Regions from separate parts of the Homo sapiens genome. Here region 1 is linked to region 2. Evidence: read pairs that join two places in POLR2A ChIA-PET (ENCODE). Cell type or tissue: PC-9. All regions are shown on one strand. Each heading gives the region's core, and the rest is flanking DNA. Links, peaks and the distances in the headings are about the cores only.

What was found. Peaks named below come from ENCODE experiments on the same cell type or tissue, not always from the same donor. Only the 100,000 strongest peaks of a DNase experiment are listed, where the experiment ranks them.
Region 1: POLR2A ChIA-PET joins it to region 2 with 20 read pairs; 3 of 35 experiments call an interaction of 5 or more read pairs at or near these places.

What each region holds. Positions count from the first base shown.
Region 1 is chr2:172,831,425-172,841,028 of GRCh38, forward strand. All of the region lies in intron 4 of RAPGEF4 (Rap guanine nucleotide exchange factor 4), which reads left to right. Among named protein-coding and RNA genes, the nearest start is that of RAPGEF4-AS1, 100 kb to the left of the region's middle. In PC-9, for the core only: no CTCF peak of the experiment used is centred there; DNase peaks (open chromatin) are centred at 5,157 and 8,237; H3K27ac peaks cover 2,871 bases.
Region 2 is chr2:172,910,492-172,920,095 of GRCh38, forward strand. RAPGEF4 (Rap guanine nucleotide exchange factor 4) reads left to right here. Exons shown (of 31, transcript NM_007023.4): 5 at 7,311-7,383. Among named protein-coding and RNA genes, the nearest start is that of MAP3K20, 160 kb to the right of the region's middle. In PC-9, for the core only: no CTCF peak of the experiment used is centred there; a DNase peak (open chromatin) is centred at 7,820.

The sequences.
Region 1 (9,604 bases), core at 834-8,833, 79 kb before region 2:
TGCCCGGCTAATTTTTGTATGTTTAGTAGAGATGGAGTTTCACCATGTTGGCCAGGTTGGTCTCGAACCCCTGATCTCAGGTGATCCACCCACCTCAGCTGCCCAAAGTGTTGGAATTACAGGCGTGAGCCACCGTGCCTGGCCCAGATAGAAAACTTTAAGTATGTAAGAATCATTGCAGTATAATCATATTGAATTTTTAGTTATTAAGAACTAATACATTTGTTGGAAATTTGAAGTAATGCATATGGTTAATAATATTAAAAGCAAAAGAGGTTACCTCCTTCAATTTTAATAGAGATGTTAGTCTCTATTAAGACTATGGGATATCAAATTGGTACCATGCTAGTAAATGCCACAAGAGAAATTCTTTTTCTACTAATTTTCGAAGACGTTATCCCTGTAAATTACCTCTACTGATCTACATTTCCTGAGTTGATATGTGTGCACTCATCAAGGCAAGCATCCCTTGTGGGGTAGATGACCTTGCATCCATGTCCTTTGAGAGAATAAATATTTATATTGACAGTGCAGCTGCCATATATTGAGTTCGTAAAATTGGGTTTGGGTGTTTTAATCTGGCATATTATTCTTGCTTAATTTCATTGTGCTGACTATGGTTACAGAGCTATAAATCAGGGACAGTGTTTACCCACAGAAGGAAAGGAGAGCAGGAATAATAGTGTGAAATATTGCCTTTGTTTATTAAAAGTGTTTCTTCATTTGGGCACCTGTTGTCTTTTGGTTGCCGGTTCCCTCTGGATCTTACCAGTTTTTGAATTTTTTTTAGAAATTAATAAACAGATCTATGATCGTCTGAGGTAAGAGGTAGCATAAAGCTCATAAAGTAAAGGAGTGAGTGGGGCAGGTAAAAAGAAACCTATTTTTAATATACAAAAATAGGGCATATGTATACAAAGTTCAAACAGTACAGACAAGGCTAACTACATAATTTGTGGGGCCCAGTGCGAAATAAAAATATGGGATCTCTTGTTCTCCTCAGAGGAAAAAATATTAACTTTTTCTGTGTTCTCTATCTCAACTCCTCATTTTGTTCTTTGCCATTTAATGTTCTAAGTAAAGAAAAACCCACATTTTAAATTATTAGCATAAATTTGTTTATCTGTGGTGCAATACCAGTTTTAAATGCAAATATAAGACCATTTAACTTACATGCAGAATGACCCAAACTACATAATTTGAACTTCCTAGCTCGGACATGTGTATATATTTCATTCTTACTAGGGCAGTGGAAACTTTGCACAAAACTGATTCAACTGTTTTCATTTTGCTTCTTGATGCATGCACATTCTAACCAACACTGACTATCTTCAGCTTACTCACAGTAAGGAAGGACTAAAAGGAAAAAGAAGTATAGGTTGCCCTATCTTTCCTTTACTTTAATGTCATTATTTTCAGACTAATGGTTGGCTAATAGAATTGGCTCTTGGTATCCATGGGTTACACATCCATGGATTCAACTAACCCCAGATTTCAAAAAAATATGCCAGTTGGGCGCGGTGGCTCACGCCTGTGATCCCAGCCAAGGTGGGCGGATCGCCTGAGGTCAGGAGTTCAAGACTAGCCTGGCCAACATGGCGAAACGCTGTCTTTACTAAAAACACAAAAATTAGCTGGGAGTGGTAACACACGCCTGTAATCCCAGCTACTCAGGAGGCTGAGGCAGGAAAATCACTTGAACCTGAGAGGTGGAGGTTGCAATGAGCCGAGATCACGCCATTGCACTCCAGCCTGGGCGACAGAGCGAGACTCCGTCTCAGAAAAAAAAAAAAAATCCAAAAAAGGTATGGCACTGAACATGTACAGAGGTTTGGGTTTTTTTTTTTTTTTTTGTCATTATTCCCTAAACAATATGATATGGTAACTATTTACATAGTATCTGTTTGGGGGAAACTAAGGGGAAGAACGCATTTTATGGATGTTATACAAAACTTAAAATTTGATAAATATTTTCTAGTTACACTCTAGAAAGTCTGAAGCAATTTTCACTCTCCACAACAGTGTAGGAGTATACTTGTTTTTTCAGTTCTTTAACCTGAGTAATTTCAAACTTTGAAAATTTTTATTACTTCGCTTTGTATTTCCCTAATCACGCATCTTTTAAATATTTCTTGGCAGTTGTACTGTTTTTGGTCTGTGAATGGCTGGTTCACATCTTTTGTTCAGTACTCTATTGGGTTGTATCTACAGTTTATGAGATTATAAGAACACTTTGTAAATTAAAGAAACGTGCCCCTTTTGCCATACGCATTAAAATATCTTTTCCAGGGTTTTGTTCCAGATACATTTTGTGACTAGGCGCTTAGGACTGAAGAAGCATTTCCTTTATGAGTTTTTTCCTCAAGACATTTCATTCATTAATTTTTTTCCCTGTAATTTCTTCCTGTGAACTATGCCCCAGTTACACATCCCTAAGGACATACAGTATCACTATTGAAGCAAAACTTTTAAAAAATCATTTTATTGTCTACTGCTTCTCCTGGAAATTATTTTAATTTATCTGTTTGATGTTTTTATCCTTTTTCTACTGGGGAGATGCTACTTCAGGAAGCTAATTCCAAATTAGTTAGTTCTTGGATCTGTTGGCTCCAAGACGCAATTCCCAGCACTTATTCATCCTTATCTATTTGGGGGAAACTCAGAGGAAGAAGGCATTTTGAAATTCTATCACGTGCTGTTTTTCTTGGCTGGATCAATGGCTTAGCCATTGGCTGCATGGTCTCTCTTTCTCTTTACACACCAGATACTTTCAATTGGAGTTTCTAGTAGAGTTGAAGCTAAAGAACACTGAATGCAAAAACAAAGTAATTCCACTTTTGTGCCTCAATCTTATCATCCCAGTGCTCAATGTATTGGCCTTCAGTGGTTCTAGTAAAATGGGATATAATCATGTGTGGAAAATAGCAGAGGCAGCTTCAAAAAACTCAGGGAAGAGAGATTGAAAGGAGTGTCCAAGATGGGGTACATATTATAAAGGCAGAGGAAGAGAACTACTCTTCATAAAACTTGATTTGGAGATAATGCTACAATTGTGGTGACTGGTGCTAGTAAACAGGAAGATAAAGCTACTTTTCTGCATGCTCTGAAACCTCTCTCAACAAGAAATAATCCCATTGTAAATAAATTTGTTTATTTGTTTATAAAATCCCAAGCAACTGCTTTTTTCTTCTTCTTCTTCTTCTAATTGGAACATTTGGGATTTCAGGTTTTCAGATTAGGGGTAAACATTCTGCAAATATTCCAAAATCTGAAAAAATCAGAAATCTGAACCAAACAAATGACTTTTAACCACTTTGAAAAATGAGAACCTCTACAAAAGATTGGGTTTCAATAAAGGGAAATCTCTTTTCTACACACATTCTTTCTCCTTTAAACATCGAAATAGTCTTGAAAGAATTTTTTTATTAAATTCTGTTCTCTTTCTTTGATTTTTTTCTTAGGTGAAATATTACATTTTGTTTTCCTGTGGCATAATGGCAATGTCATCCTTATCAGCTTATGCTCCTATTCCGTACTTCAGTTGACTGGCGCCCTCTGAGGCTTCTGAGCTATGTAGGAGTTTTTGCCCCCCACTAGCTGACACCAGTACGTTACAGAGTTGCTCTAAGTTGCCAGCCGTCCCTTCTCACTGAGATCAAACTGCTCTCTTTCCTCTGCTCCTGGTGCCTTTTCTCTGCTAAAGGTTGGGAAATGATATGCGTCTAAGCAAGAGTAAATAGACCGTGAAGAAGTGAGTTGTGAGTGCTCATAGTGGTGTCACCTAGCAGCTTTGATATGTGAAACAGATGCCACATTCATTTTGGTGTCTTAGAGGACAGATATGCAGTTGCTAATTGTGTTCAGATCAATTAAAGGATGTGTATAAGTGGCTATTGGATTACTGGTGTGTTGTTAGTGATTTAAATCTTTATAAAACATTATTTCTAAACTGTTGACCAAGCTGCAAACATATCCAACAATATGCATGCTCATTAATAAATAGAAGAGACAGTTTCTACAGTGGAAAGCACATGGGCATGGTATCAAAATGAGGTTTTACTGCTTTTTGGCAGTGTGATACTGGACCAGAAGTTTGTACCTCAGTTTTCTCACCTGTAAAGTGAGATAATAAAATATAGCTTGTGTGGTGGTGGCATGCCTAGCACATGAATAAACACTGAGTGAAAGAATTTCATTAAATGATAACAATTTTAGAAATATATAACCTGATATTAAATATGTTTTATGAATATAAATCATTAGAATACGTTCTTGATACTTATGATAATAAAATTATTTATCCTTATTGATACATACCTTAAATATATGATTATGACTTGCTAAAAAATATACAATTTTCAAATAACAACAATCTCTTAACCAGTATACATTTCCAATTCAGAAATCAAATTCTCAGTGGCAAGGGAAGATTGAGATCCAGAAAGAACTAAGACTAGCGAGCATTCCATTCCTCTAAGGCTTCTAAATTAGAATGTGGGTCTAGGGCTGGAAAGAGGGTGAGATTGAGTATCATTCTTCCAATCTCTTTCTGGCTTTTTGTTCCTGACTTTGAATGAGGGTGATAGTTGTAATTACTCCAGACTTTCTGAATAGAAGTGAAAAGTGAGGTAAATCTAACTTGTTGAAATGGAAATATACCTTCCACTCCATAAAAGATGTCACATCTTGGTATAATCTCAGGCTTATTTTTTTAGATGCAAATTAGTGAAAAAACAATAGCTAACAATTTTGGCAGCCAAAATCTTCATGGTAGCTTCCTTTGAATGCCAAAAATCTCTCATGTATGGACACATATGCCTGCATAAATACATGCAAAACACACCCTCTTCTGCCTCCACATGTCTATGGCAATTTCCAGGAGAAATGCCAGAAGAAGCAAATGCCTCAAAGACTCTGTGCTTTGAGGTTAAAGGTGTGATGCCTTTGGCACCACCAGAACTCAACTTCGTTGTAGCTCTGTGGTGTGTGACGTCTCAGTTGTGATATCCTAGAGCAACCTCATAGCCCTGATCTCCCATTCTGTCCATGTGATTAAACACGCTCTGTTTGGGTGTTGCCTGGTAGAATAATAACACTGCTTAGGTAAGAAGGGTATTGTCCTGAGGTGTGGCGTCCTTTTGACTTCCTCCCCCAAATGGAGCACTTCCTGCTTTCCAGCTGAATGATGAGTCATGAGAAGAGACTTGAGGATGTGACACAGGAGACCAGTCAGGCCATAATTATTTGTAAGGCATGTGTAACAAATCTGCTTTCAGCACACATCCCATCCAGGTAAAGCCAGGAAATACAACGAGGGCTGGAAATAGCTCGTGGCTAGCATCCTCAACACTAGTCATTTAGTGCTTTCAACAACCCAAAGTGCCACATCAAAGTACTCATGTTTACCAGAATTCTCATTGCAGATCTGAATTCTGATGATTATTTCTATTTTTGTGATTTCTGGCAATTGAGAAACATTGTTAGAGTTTATTCAGAGTGAGAGATTTGTGAAGTGTTTGATATATGTCTGAGATAGACCTAGGTATGTGCTATAATGGCACATAGAAATGTGGCCAGGAGCACAGTCATGTGAGAAAGCTCCCTGAGGTATGTAAGGAGAATGGCTCATATTGCATTTTAAATTGTGTTCTTACAGAACATGAGCATTACCATTTATTACTGTGTATGTCAAGAACCATGTTGGGTGTGTGTGTGTATACATTTTGCTGAATCCTAACTATGGGCTTTTGAGGCAATTATAAACATAAAAATAGCTATATGACTAATGCTTGCTATGGGCTTGTCATTATGCTAAGTAGCCATCTTATATACATTGTCTTATTTAATCCTCCTAACAACATTGGCCGGTGGGGGTGATTATCCCATTTTATAAGTAAGAAAATGGAGACTTGGAGAGATTAAGGAGCTTGCCCAGGGTTGTATGGCTAGTAAAGTGAAAGAGTTAGGATTTAAACTTGCTCTGTCTGACTTCAAAACTTGTGATTTGTACCACACCATTTTTCTCTCTTACCATCCTATGATCAAGCATTATCAGTGACGAACCAGCCAACCAACAAACCAAACAAACCAATAAACAAGTAAATAAACAAATAAATGCAGTTTCAACCTTCTTTAATGGAGTGTATGTTATAATAGAAAGGTATTCTTTTTCTATTATCTCACTCTGTTGCCCAGGCTGGAGTGCAGTGGGGTAATTGTAGCTCACTGTGGTCTTGAACTCCTGGGTTCAATCCCACCTCAGCCTCCTGATTAGCTGGGACTACAGGTGTGCACCGCCTTGCCTGGCTAAATTTATTTTGGTGGTAATGGGATCTCACTATGTTGCTCAGGCTGGTCTCAAACTCCCATCCTCAAGTGATCCTTCCACCTTAGCCTCCCAAAGTGCTGAGATCACAGGTGTGAGCCACTCTGCCCAGCCAAGAAAAATGCTTATATTCACTTGGAGAACAATAGCTCAAATATGGTGTAGTATTCCATTCTCACCAACACTTAGGAAAAAATGGAAATCTACAACCTTAAGTTAAATCCAACAAACATGAAGTGCCTACTGTGTTGGTCATGCTTCTTATGAGACTCTGGGGTGAACAATCAAGAGATACTTTGGAAAAGAGCACCCTCTTAGAATACCAGAAGAATACCAGAAGGCTGAGGCAAAAGAGTACCAGAAGGCTAAGGCTACTGTTCTCACTTTAGTCTCTCACATTGCTACATATCATTTCCTACAAGAAGTGACCTGTTGGGGGGTCTTCCCTTTGATATCCTAAAAAATGAAACATGTTTATTTCTCTGTGGATATCATGACGTGAAAGAATATCCTCCTCAAAAATATCTTCCCCATTTTAACTTCAGTACACTTCATAGAAAGATCAGAGTCATGGTAATGGGCCATTATACCACCATGATCACACACACCAGAACACACTGGGAAATCCGCCTTTGTTATCCCTGCAATTAGGTTTAGTTCTAAAGTGATTAACTTAGAGAAAATGAAGTAAGATAATATTAAATAAGCCAGCTTTTGGATATTTGATTTATGACTAAAAGGAAAGGATCCAGAAGCAGCTTTGAGGAAATCTCATGCACGGTAGAAAGTTAATATCTCAAATAAATTTAAAGGCTTTCTAAGCATGCTGGTGATTAGTTCAATTGTAGATCTCTTTTATCACCTAGATATGGGTTTTAAAAACTATTGTAGGATCTCTTGGTATGGAGGAGATTCCAGAAAACTTTGTATAAATGTTTTTGGTAAAATTTAAAGATATTGTGTACCCCAAATATTTTCTCTTCTCTAGGAATTTAGTTTACACATGTGAAAATTTATCTGAAGTGTGATCTTACATATACTTGATACACCAAACACAGTCACAGGGGAGGATGGGAGGCAAACTTGCATGAAACGCGTTAGAGAAAACCAAAACCTATTTATTTGAACCATATGTTGTTCTTTACTGCACTTATTTTTTTCTTAAGAAGCACAAATTAATTTAGCTAGTTTCTAAGTTTGGGCAATAAGCAAGTTCTTCTTCCCATGCATCCTTTGATCCCCATCACCAAACAGGGAACAGCTTTCTTCTGGTGTAGGTCTCCATGACCCCTCCCCTAAAAGATCAGCAACACACTCAGGACCTCCATTTATATTTTTACTTTTAATGAAATAAATACATCGTGAATATTAATTATGGTGAGTTAGAAGAAAGTGTTCAGCTTCCTTATAAAGCCAGGTCATTGGCTTTGTTACAGGAAAGGGGTCCTGTAGGAACGGGGGTCCAAGAACGCCAAGAGAGGGTTCTTGGATCTCACACAAGAAAGAATTCAGGGCGAGTCTGCAGTGCAAAGTGAAAACAATGTTATTAAGAAAGTAAAGGAATAAAAGAATGGCTAGTCCGTAGACAGAGCAGCCCTGAGGGCTGCTGTTTGCCCATATTTATGGTTATTTCTTAATGATATACTAAAGAAGGGGTGGATTATTCATGCCTTCCCTTTTTAGGCCATATGGGGTAACTTCCTGACATTGCTATGGCATTTGTATACTGTCATGGCGCTGGTGGGAGTGTAACAGTGAGGATGCCCAGAGGTCAGTCTCTTCATTATTTGGTATTGGTGGGTTTTGGCCAGCTCCTTAACTGCAACCTGTTTTATCAACAAGGCCTTTATGACCTGTATTCTGTGCTGACCTCCTATCTCATCCTATGAGTTAGAATGCCTTAAGCATCTGGGAATGCAGCCCGGTAGGTTTCAGCCTCCTTTTACCCAGTTCCTATTTAAGATGGAGTTGTTCTGGTTTACATACCTCTGACAGCTTTATCATCATCTTAAGCTTTAGGGAGAAGCTACCTTTATTCATTCATAGTATATTTACTGAGTATTTAGTAGTGGCACATCATTACACAAAGGAGATACAAAAAAATTCCTGGGCATTGGGCGTACGGAGGTACTAATTCAAGAGGTAAGTCATATGCATATGAAAGGCAGAGTATCAATATAAAAGTTGCTAACATTAAGAGGAACATGTATGGGTCAAGAAGTGAAATGATCAATATCATATTTTCTGTTCTCTTAAGTGCTAAAAGCCTCTTTCTCTTTAGTACTTTGTCTTGTGTTTCATCTCTAATTCAAAGCTTTTATAAAATCTTACTTCCTCCATTGAAACCTTTGAGCATGTGACGAATTATGGTCAGAGCATCCCTGGGTCCAAATTATTCATTATATGGCTTCTCTTCCATTAAGGATCTGTGTTCGCTAGCTTTTTGTTTGTTTATGGCTCTCTATTCCTGTCAGAGCTGGTTTAGAGGTTCTGAGCCAGAGTGCAGCTACTTCCAAATCTTTAAAGAAACATTTTCCTCCAGGAAGGAAAACTGTTCTCTTAACTGATCATGCAATTCTGGAAGGCGAAGAAGGAGTGAGCCCTGACCCAACAGGACAGATTAGCCAGATCAACCTGGTTATCATAGCAGAGTACTATGTTTCCACTTCAACATCTGCACAACGCCTATTCTACCCATTGGGTGATCAACCACTTGTTCTTTGGTCCTCTGTGCCATTCTCTTAGTTGTTGATACTTTTACTGTCTACTTTACCTGCTAGAGTTATTTGCAGTGTTGGGGCGAGCTACTCAGTAACAGCCAAGTCTTAGGCGACTGCATGAAAAGTTCATCACTGCTGACTGTCACATCGTGAGCACCCAGTTAATATTTATTAAGGTAGTAATTGTTAGCAGTTAGATATGGATTTATTTAAGGTGAATATTATACTTCTTTTGTAGGAAAGAATCCAAAAGCATCAAGTGAAGCTGCCCTCTTCTTCCTTAGCAGGTCCTTTTTCAGGGAAATTGTCTTGGGATGTCTTGTTAGCTCTAGGGGTCTTAGAGATCACTCATTGCCTATGAACTGAAGAGCAGAAACAGGTCCAGAGAGCTTTCAACTGTTTCCCTAAGGCCACCATGCTGGGCATTGGCAGAGCCAGGACCAGCCTTGGTTTTCCTCTTACTGGCCCAGGGCTGACGCCATAGCACTATGTCTGAATGGGGCTTAAAAGCTAATGTGATAAGGGAAAGCCTTGAATTAACAGTGTCCAAAACTATTTT
Region 2 (9,604 bases), core at 1,017-9,016:
ATGAAGCAACCACCATTCTATTATATGTATGGATTCCCTGAGGAATCTGAAAAGGGCACAAAGGGATGCCTTGCCCGTGCTCCACACTGTCTTGGCCTCAGCTGGGGAGACTTGAATGGCTGGAGTTGATCTGAGCACCTGGGGGCTGGAATCATTTGGAGGCTTCAGAGGCTGGCCTCAGTTGGACTGTGGAGCAGAGCACTTCGGTGTGGTCTCCCCATGCAGCTTAGCTTCTCACAGTGTGGCAGATGGCTGCTGAGAGGCAGCACCCCAGGAGAGAGCATTTCGAGACCAAGTGTTCCTGGAGACCAAGGAGAAGCTGCAAGGCTTCTTCTGACCTAACCTGGGAAGTCACACAGCATCACATCCGCTGCATCCTATTGGTTACAACAGAATCACACAGGTCAGCCCAAGTTCAAAAGGAGGGGAACTAGATGGTCCCTATTGATGAAGGAAAGAGAGCATCACCTTTCAGGAAAGCGTATGGGGTGAGAGATAGTGTTATATTCATCTTTAGAAAAGGCAGGCTGCCTCAGTCCACTGTCTGGCCACGACAGTTCACAACCCCTCCCACATCCGAAATGCACTCTGTCCTTTCTTGAGACTCCCAGAGTTGTTCCTGTTATGGCGTCAACTCAAAGTCCAGGATCCCATCAGCTAAATCAGATCTGGATGTGGATGAGGCACCTTGAATGCTGTTTCTTAGGTACAGTTCCCTGATGATGCTTCTTCTCAATCTCAGACCTATGAATGAAAGAGACAAGTTACGTGTCCCCCACACCCAGCAAACAATGGGTATAGGGGATAGGGAAACTGCAGCAGACATTCTCACTTAACACGGGGGAAAGGTTGGAATATGTGGCACATAAGTTACCAATCTGTAGCAATTCTGAAGTCCAGCTGGGCAAATGGCATCAGGTCCAATTCTAGTTTCCGGGAGTTGTTTTCTGTGGCTCCTGGCTTTTCTGCCTTTTTTGTTTTTTTGGAGACAGAGTCTCACTCCGTCACCTAGTCTGGAGTACAGTGGTGCAACCTCAGCTCACTGTAACCTCCACCTCCCGGGTTCAAGGGATTCTCCTGCCTCAGCCTCCCGAGTAGCTGGAATTATAGGCGTGTACCACCACACCCAGCTAATTTCTGTATTTTTAGTAGAGACGAGGTTTCACCATGTTGGCCAGGCAGGTCTCAAACTCCTGACCTCAAGTGATCTGCCTGCCTCGGCCTCCCAAAATGTTGGGATTACAGACATGAACCACTGTGCTAAGCCTTTTTTTTTTTTTTTTTTTTTTTTTCATAAGAGACAGGATTTTTGCTCTGTCACTCAGGCTAGAGTGCAGTGATCACAGCTCATTGTAGCCTGGAACTCCTGGGCCCATGTGATCCTCCCACCTCAGCCTCCCCAGTAGCCCGGATTACAGGTACACGCCACCAGGCCTGGCTAATATTTTAATTTGTTGTAGAGATGAGGTCTGGCTATGTTGCCCAGGCTGGTTTCGAACTCCTGGCCTCAAGCAATCCTCCCACCTCTGCCTCCCAAAGTGCTGGGATTACAGGTGTGGGCCACCACACCCAGTCTGATTCTGCCTTCTGGGTTTTTAGTTCTACCTTCTGAATCATGTTCTCTTTTCATAAAACATATTCTGTGTTGTAGCTGAGTAGTTCTCAGCCTGCTTCCTGCTCATAGAACTTGAAGGGTCCAAAGGATTCTTTTTATTAGTTACTGTCTCTGTTTCTTACAGTCCAGGATAGTGTAATTTGTTGAAAATCTTAATAGGTTTCTTATGTATCAATTTATCATCCATTTCATTAGACAAAACCATACCCATGTGCATCTTTGCATAAGCCTTTTCCTACTTTGAACCTTTTTGTGGTTACTGTGATATAGCATCCTTAAGATTCTTTTAAAAAGTCTTTTGCGTATCTAAAACAATCTGTGAAGCACCACCTTAAATCTTTCTGAAGTCTTAAAGCAGGGTTTTACAGTTGCACAGTTGGCCTCCTTACTCTGAGGCTTTGTTTTCCTGCCAATGCCCTATATTTGATCTTTGTCATGAGGCCCTTTCTAACTTTGAAAATATTTTATTGAGAGTGGTTAGAAATAGCTTTATTTTTGAACTCTGCAAGTCCTAGACCCTAATTTATATTTACTCTAAATTCTGAATACAAACTAAATGACTCCTTTGTTAGCTCATCTGTGTATGCACCTTAAAATATACAGCTAAGAGAAAGCAGCTGCCACGGGTATTTTTCCTAGAAGCCTCTTTGGCTAGATCCATCAGTTCCTCAGGGGCACTTTTCATTTTCCACATTCCTGCAGGCATCAGTTTTGCTCAACTTTCCACCACTGCAAAACAAGGGTGAGTGTGAGTGTCTTCCATCTTCCATTAATGCCTCCCTCACTCTTTTTTTTTTTTTTTTTTTTGAGATGGAGTGTTTGTCTGTCGCCCAGGATGGAGTGCAGTGGCACAATCTCGGCTCACTGCAACCTCCACCTCCCGGGTTCAAGCAATTCTCCTGCCTCAGCCTCTCAACTATCTGGGATTACAGGCGCCCACCACCATGCCTGGCTCATTTTTGTATTGTTAATAGAGATGGGGTTTCACCATGTTGGCCAAGCTGGTCTTGAACTCCTGACCTCAGGCGATCCACCTGCCTCAGACTCCCAAAGTGCTGGGATTACAGGTATGAGCCACTGCGCCCAGCCCTCACTCTTCTTTAAACTGTCATCAAATCTCCGCCAGCCCCATCAGGCTTCCTCCCAAAATTCATGCCACACATCTTAGGTTTTGTTGTACCACCACCTCACTTTCAGGTATCAAATTCTGCTTCAGTTATCTATTGCTGTGTAACAAACCATGCCAAACTTAACAGCATTTGCCAACCATCACTTCATTATGCTCACAGATTTCTGTGGGTCACAAATTTGAACAGGATGCTGTGGGGAATAACTTGTCTGGAGCCTCATCTGCGAATACTTGAATGACAAAAGTGACTTGAGTGGCTGGAGGTGACTTGGCTAGCTGGGAGCTAGAATTATCTGGAGGCGTCTTCACTCATGTGTTGGCTCCTGGGTTGGAATGACTCCAAGGCTGGAGTCAGCTGGGAGAGTTGACCAGAGCACTCATATATAAGCTCTTATTTTCTCTAACTCCTTCCTTTAAAATTTTTTTTGTTTTGATTGTTTGTATGGTTTTTTGTTTTGTTTGTTTGCTTGATGTCTTACTGGTAGAATCCTTTCTTCCATTTCATTTGAAATCTATTAGAGAGTTTAATAATACATGTAAAATAGAGAAGAACATCAACCGTTCTTGAGTCCCATGGAATAAAAGTCAAAAGTTCTAAAGAATGAATAGTGAAAACTAAGTCTCTCTCCTGCTTGACCCTCAGCCACCCAGATCTCTTTTCCAGAGACAATCCTGGTTACTACTTTCTTGTAGATAGCTACACATTTACAGATCTTTATGTATATTCACACACACAAACATCTTTTATTCCCACAAAATGGTATATACACCATGCTGTAGTTTGCTTTTTAAATTTAAAAGCAATAGATCATTCCATATCTGTATATAAGTAGTGCCGCTTCATTCTTTGTCATGGCGTCATACTATTCCAACAGCATCTATTTATCAAGAAATAACCCATCATCGTCTCAGAAAATAACCCAGTGTCCTCTACTAATGGACATTTGAGTAATTTCCTGTTTTGTTGTTGTTTGGTTTACTATTACATACAAGCACATGTGTTTGCATATGTATTCAGGTATTTCAGGAGACTCTGCATCTGCCCTCTGAGGGAGGTTCCTAGCTCAGTCAAAGGAAATATGCATTTTTTTTTTTTTTTTTTTTTTTTTTTTTTTTGGAGACAGAGTTTCACTCAGTTGCCCAGGTTGGAGTGCAATGGCACGATCTTGGTTCACTGCAACTTCCACCTTCTGGTTCAAGCGATTCTCCCGCCTCACCCTCCCAAGTAACTGGTATTACAAGCCTGAGCCACCACGCCCTGCCGGAAATATGCATTTTAAAATTTGATAGATCTAGTCACTGGCCACTGAATATGGAGGAAGAGAGGGAGGGAGGAAGGGAAGGAGGGAGGGAGGAAAGGAGAGAGGAAGAAAAGAGAAAGAGAGAGAAAGAGAAAGAAAGAAATATAGAAAGAAAGAAAGAGGGAGAAAGAAAAAGAAAAAGAATTACACAGATATTTCCAAATTGCCTGCCTCTGAGGTTGTATCATTTTACACTGCTATAAGCAATATATGAGATAACATGTTTGCTTCATTCTCACCAATAGTGTATTAGCAAACTTTTTGGAACTTTGCCAATTCTGACAGATTAAAAAATTATATTGCGCTGTAGTTTTTATGTGCCTTTCTGTTATGAGTGAGGTTCTGCATCTTTTCATATGGTATTTTCTTTTATGAACTGCTTTTTAAATTTGTGCTTGGAAGATGAAATGCTGCCCAAAGATCAAGCTATATGCAAATAATTTAGAAATCCCAATTTTCTGATACAGGTTTTATTCTAGTTAGCTGTTTTTATCCTAATTAATATAGAGCGTTCTGCAGGGTGCTACATAAGAATGAATCTCCCAGGTTTAGTGAATGTTTATTAAAAAGTGCCCCATCAATTTTAAGGACTGACTTTTAATTTACAAGTATAAATATTTCAACCCTAATTTGGTAATCTTCACTATACTAAAAGCTATTATGCTGGAACCCATGTTGTCTTATTAAATGAATTATTTTTAAATTCAATTCAGCAATGACATGAATGAAACAATTAGAAAGTTTGACCATCAACTGGATATTATGGATATATTACATTTTTTAGCTGTGATAATGGTATTGTGGTTTTATTTTGGGAAAAAGGAGTCTTTATCTTTTAGAAATTCCTGCTGAAATAATTATGGATTAAATGATATGATATCTGACCAGGCATGGTGGCTCAAGCCTGTAATCCCAGCACTTTGGGAGGCCGAGGCGGGTGGATTGCTTTGAGCTCAGAAGTTCGACACCAGCCTAGACAACATGACGAAACTCTGTTTCTCCAAAAAAAAAAATTAGCCAGGCATGGTGGTGTGTGTCTGTGGTCCTGTCCCAGCTACTCTGGAGGCTGAGGCTGGAGAATTGCTTGAACTGGGAAGGCAGAGGTTGCAGTGAGCCGAGATTGCTCGACTGCACTCCAGCCTGGGCAACAGAGTGAGACCCTGTCTCAAAAAAAAAAAAAAAAAGATATCTGAGTTTTGCTTCAAAATAATTCTAGAAGGGGTAAGTGGATAAATGTGTAGATGAAATAGTATTGGTCATGAGTTAATAATTATTGAAGTTGAATGTGGAGTATGTGGTATTCTATTTCTGTATCTGTTGAAATTTTCTAGAAAAATTTAGAGAGTCAACAGATAAGTACTAAGTTTGTATTATGTGCAAGACATAGTTCCCTGTGTTGAAGAAAATGGACATTTCACAAGTGCACAGGACCTTGTTTACTTGTTCTGTACTGTAAGCCCATCCTGAGACACTGTACATAGTAGATGCTCAATATGCACAAGTCCTGGAATCCAGCCCACACACTCCTGCCCACAGGGCTGCTCTAGTTTCTGTTCCCACTAGCAGCGACCCTGATGGTGTGCTCCACAAGACAGCAACAGACCAGGTGCTATGGGGCTTGAAGGAAGATGAAGTCCCATTCATTCAGGGATCAGGAAGGTGCTTCCGTGGAGCTCATGGGGATTGACATTAAGGTGCCTGAGACAAAGAACACCCGTCACATCCAAGACAATATTTCTAAGCAAAGTGAAATGGCCCCTTCAATTTAACAGGAAGTATTTCTTTTAGGAGCCTGTTAGGGAGTTGATAATGGTAATCAGGAGTCACAAAACCTTACAACATAACCAGTCCTCCTCTGCTCTCTCTGGGCCTGTTTTGTTTACAGTCCAGCATAATATGAAGCCCAGAAATGTGCTGCTTAGTGAATGCTGTCTCATGAAGAAGAAGAAGAGTAGATGGTGTCTCATAAGAAAGAAGAGAATCAGAATTAAGAAATGATCTAAGGAAATATCAGGAATGCAGGGTGATATATTGGTCCTGTGGGTATGTCTGAGTGATCACTTAGCTCAGAGGCTGAGGAAATCATGGTTTTAATGTTTGCATGCAGGTGTTGGTATAGTTGCCTCAGAATGAGAAGAAAAAAAGAATTTTTAAAAAGCTAGTTACATCTTGACTAGAAGAAGGCTCTTTTGAGAAAGCATCAATGTCACATTACAAACGCCATTCAAATCTACCAAATGGGCCAGATGGTTGCCCCAATACTGCGTGCTGCCAGCTGCCCATTGCTACAGATGAAGTCTTTTCTGCTGACGTTTGTGCAACCCACAAGCACACTATGGAGTGTTGATTCTTTTGATGCTATTTAACATGTATGTGTCATCGTAATTATAAACCATAAATATACATGACACCATGCAATAAATAAAATTGCCCAGCTTCCATTCTGAAAGGGGAGGAGATTGTATTTATGACCTGAGAAGAGAGGGTGGCTAATATTCATTTTCCATTCTTTATAAATGTCACTCCTCTCTAGTTGGATGCTCTAGATGGCTTTATTCTCACCAAGCCTTATCCCTCCTAAACAGCACAGACTCCTGGGGCTAATACCTTATGCTAAGTGCCAGGTTTTAGAGCAAGCTTGGACCAAAAGTCAGGCAGTTACAATTCAGGGGAATCCAAATAGTTCTAAATTAAGCTAAACTATTTTATTTGACACATAGCAAAAGTTCTTTGGAGGTCACATAAACAGGCAGGTGTACGATGTAAAAGGAAGTAGGTAAATGGAAGCGAATCAGCTTCTTTCAAAAAAGACATTTTTCTCAAGATGCGTTTCTTTTTGCTTTGAAAGAAGCTGATTCAGTGCCATTCACCTATTAAGTAGGCAGCACATTTATTTGTATCTGCATCTATAAAGCTCGAGTGCCTTTTCCCTCTACAAAAAGCTGAGCTTGTGTTTGTGGGGTTGGGGAGGGGTGCAGGGGGTGCTAAATATCCCACACAATTCAGGCAGCCACAGATATATAAATGAACTGGCGGAGATAGAACCCCTGCCCCCGGGCACATTCAGTCTTATTCAGGAAGACCTGTTTAGAACACAACATCTTTATTTCAGACCAGAGACCCCGGAGAACACGTTTCATGGCTCTATAAATACAAGGCTCAGATGCTTCCTGACACCCAGCATTTCTGCTTTTTAACATGTAAATAAATGAATGCTCAAAGCAAGTAAATATCTGTGTGTTGAGTTTACAATCTTGTCTTTCAGAAATATCGACAGTATATGGCAGGACTTCTGGCTCCTCCTTATGGTGTTATGGAAACGGGCTCTAACAATGACAGTAAGTGGAAAATGTGAACATTTTGTATCTAAAAATTTGTCGTGTGGTATGTGTTTTCATGTGACAAAAAATATGTCCTACACCAGCTTGTCAGAGTAAGTCTCCAGACTCTTTTGTGGATAAACAAACCTGCCAGCTCACACTGGAGATATTTTTAAAGAAATGGTTAATATAGTATTAGTCTGTGGTCTTAGCTGATAGAGAGAGGTATGCTCTGGTGCCAGCTGGAACTTTGGCATGCATAGAATACTTTCCCAAAATATCTTCATCTTATAGTGAAATCCAGTGTTCTTTCTGTGCCCTTTTAAAGAAGGGATGCACGAACTGTATTTGTTTCAGTCCCATCTGGATACCTGAGAGCCCCACCTCTTGCTTTTTTTTTTTTTTTTTTTTTTACTCTATTGATGAAGAGGAGAAGTGGGGTGAGTCATTTATTTAATCTTCTAAATCATGGCCTCTTCCAATTCCAGGCCTTTGTGAACTTTAGATGCTCTTACCACACACACACACACACACACACACACACACACACACACAAAGTGACTATGGAAGGTGACAGATAGGTTAATTTGCTTAACTGGAGTAGTCATTTCACTAGGTATATGTATATCAAAACAATGTGTTGTACATATTAAATATTTTTAATTTAAAACATCCAGGCCTTTTATGAGAGACCAGTCTCTGGCTGGTCAGCAAAGAAACGAAGTTTTTCTCTGTGGTATTCTTCTCTAGTGGGTCCCCACTAAACTCAAAGAAACCCGTATGTCCCCTGAGTCTTTTGATCTGTTCATGCATGTCGGAAACATGGTTAGCGTTCGTTACCATTGCATCTGTGAGTCTCCTTATGAAGCTCTTGTGTGTACACATATAACAAGATTCCAGGTCCTGGAGTCTTTGGAGCTATAGTGCTTCAGCCAGCAGACCCAGTGATGCAGCAGGTAGTCCCTGCATCTTCAGAGCCACAGCCAGCCACCCTTCAGATCCTCTTCCTGGATCCTAGAATTCCCACCCTCCCTCGCTGACCAGTCACTCACTGCAAGAGATCTCTCTCCCTGCTTGACCGCAATCCTGAGTGAACATCCTCATTTTCCTCCCCGCATTTCACTATTTCTATGCAGCCTCTGCCCTGTCTCCCCATTTGCCTTCTGCTTTCCTGCAGAGGAGGAGGGTGGGAGGGACAGGTTCATCCTTCCTTTCCTCTCTTGTTCTTGCTTTCTTTCTCTCCTGGCTGAGCCAGGGATGGCTGGCTAATTAAAGCACCTGAGTTGCAATCCCAGCAATGCTGTCTTCTAGCTGACATCTGGCAAGGCACGTAGTCTCTCTGTGCCTTGGTTTCCTCAGAGGGTTGTTGTGAAGATCAAGTGAATCAAAGTATGTTGTTTCAAAGGGTGCCAGGCATGTAAAAAGCTCCCAAATGGCATAGGCTATTTCCTCACCTCCAGTCACTCTTCGACCCCTCAAAGTCTGGATTTTGCCCCATACTTCTTGAATAAACCACTCTAAAGTTACCAGTGACCAACCAATAACCAGACCTGATCATTCCCGTTGCCCACGTCCAGACTCCATTCCGCCTTGGCTCCCGGGGCACCACTGTGTTATCCTGGCTTCCTCCTCTCTCTCTGGCCACTCACATTTTGGTCTCTTCCATAGGTACTTCTTCCCCCGCTTATGGAAGAGTTTAGCCATGGCTTCTTTTCTCTTTCCTTCTCCATACTCACTCTCCCCTCTTCCATGGCATCCTTTCCTGCAACTGATACAAACACTTCCCAAACCAACACCTCTGTTTGATCCTTCCAGGGGCAGCCTAAGTTTCCAGGTGACCTCAGGTTCTTTTTCTACCTGGTTGTCCTGCTGGCCTCTCAAGCTCAAAATGTTGATAAGGGAACACATTCTGATTCCCGCAAAACCAGCCCCTCCTCTGGAGAGGCCGGTTTCTGACAATTCCATTGTTCTCCTCTTGTGCTGGGCTCCAAACCTCAGCCATTTTGGACTCCTCCTTTCTCTCGCCATCACCCCTGCTTGCCCGGGCCCAGCGCCCTTCCTTTGCATGTTCACAGTCTTCCTTTCAGTTCCCTCTGCAGCCACCTGGCCTTGGGCCTCATCTCTTTGGATTTTAGGGCAGAGATGAGTCAACTGGCTGTGAACCTTCACTATCTCACCCTTGGTCTAGTCTAGGCCTGATTTCCCCAAGACATTTTTTACTTTTTATTATGAAAAATTT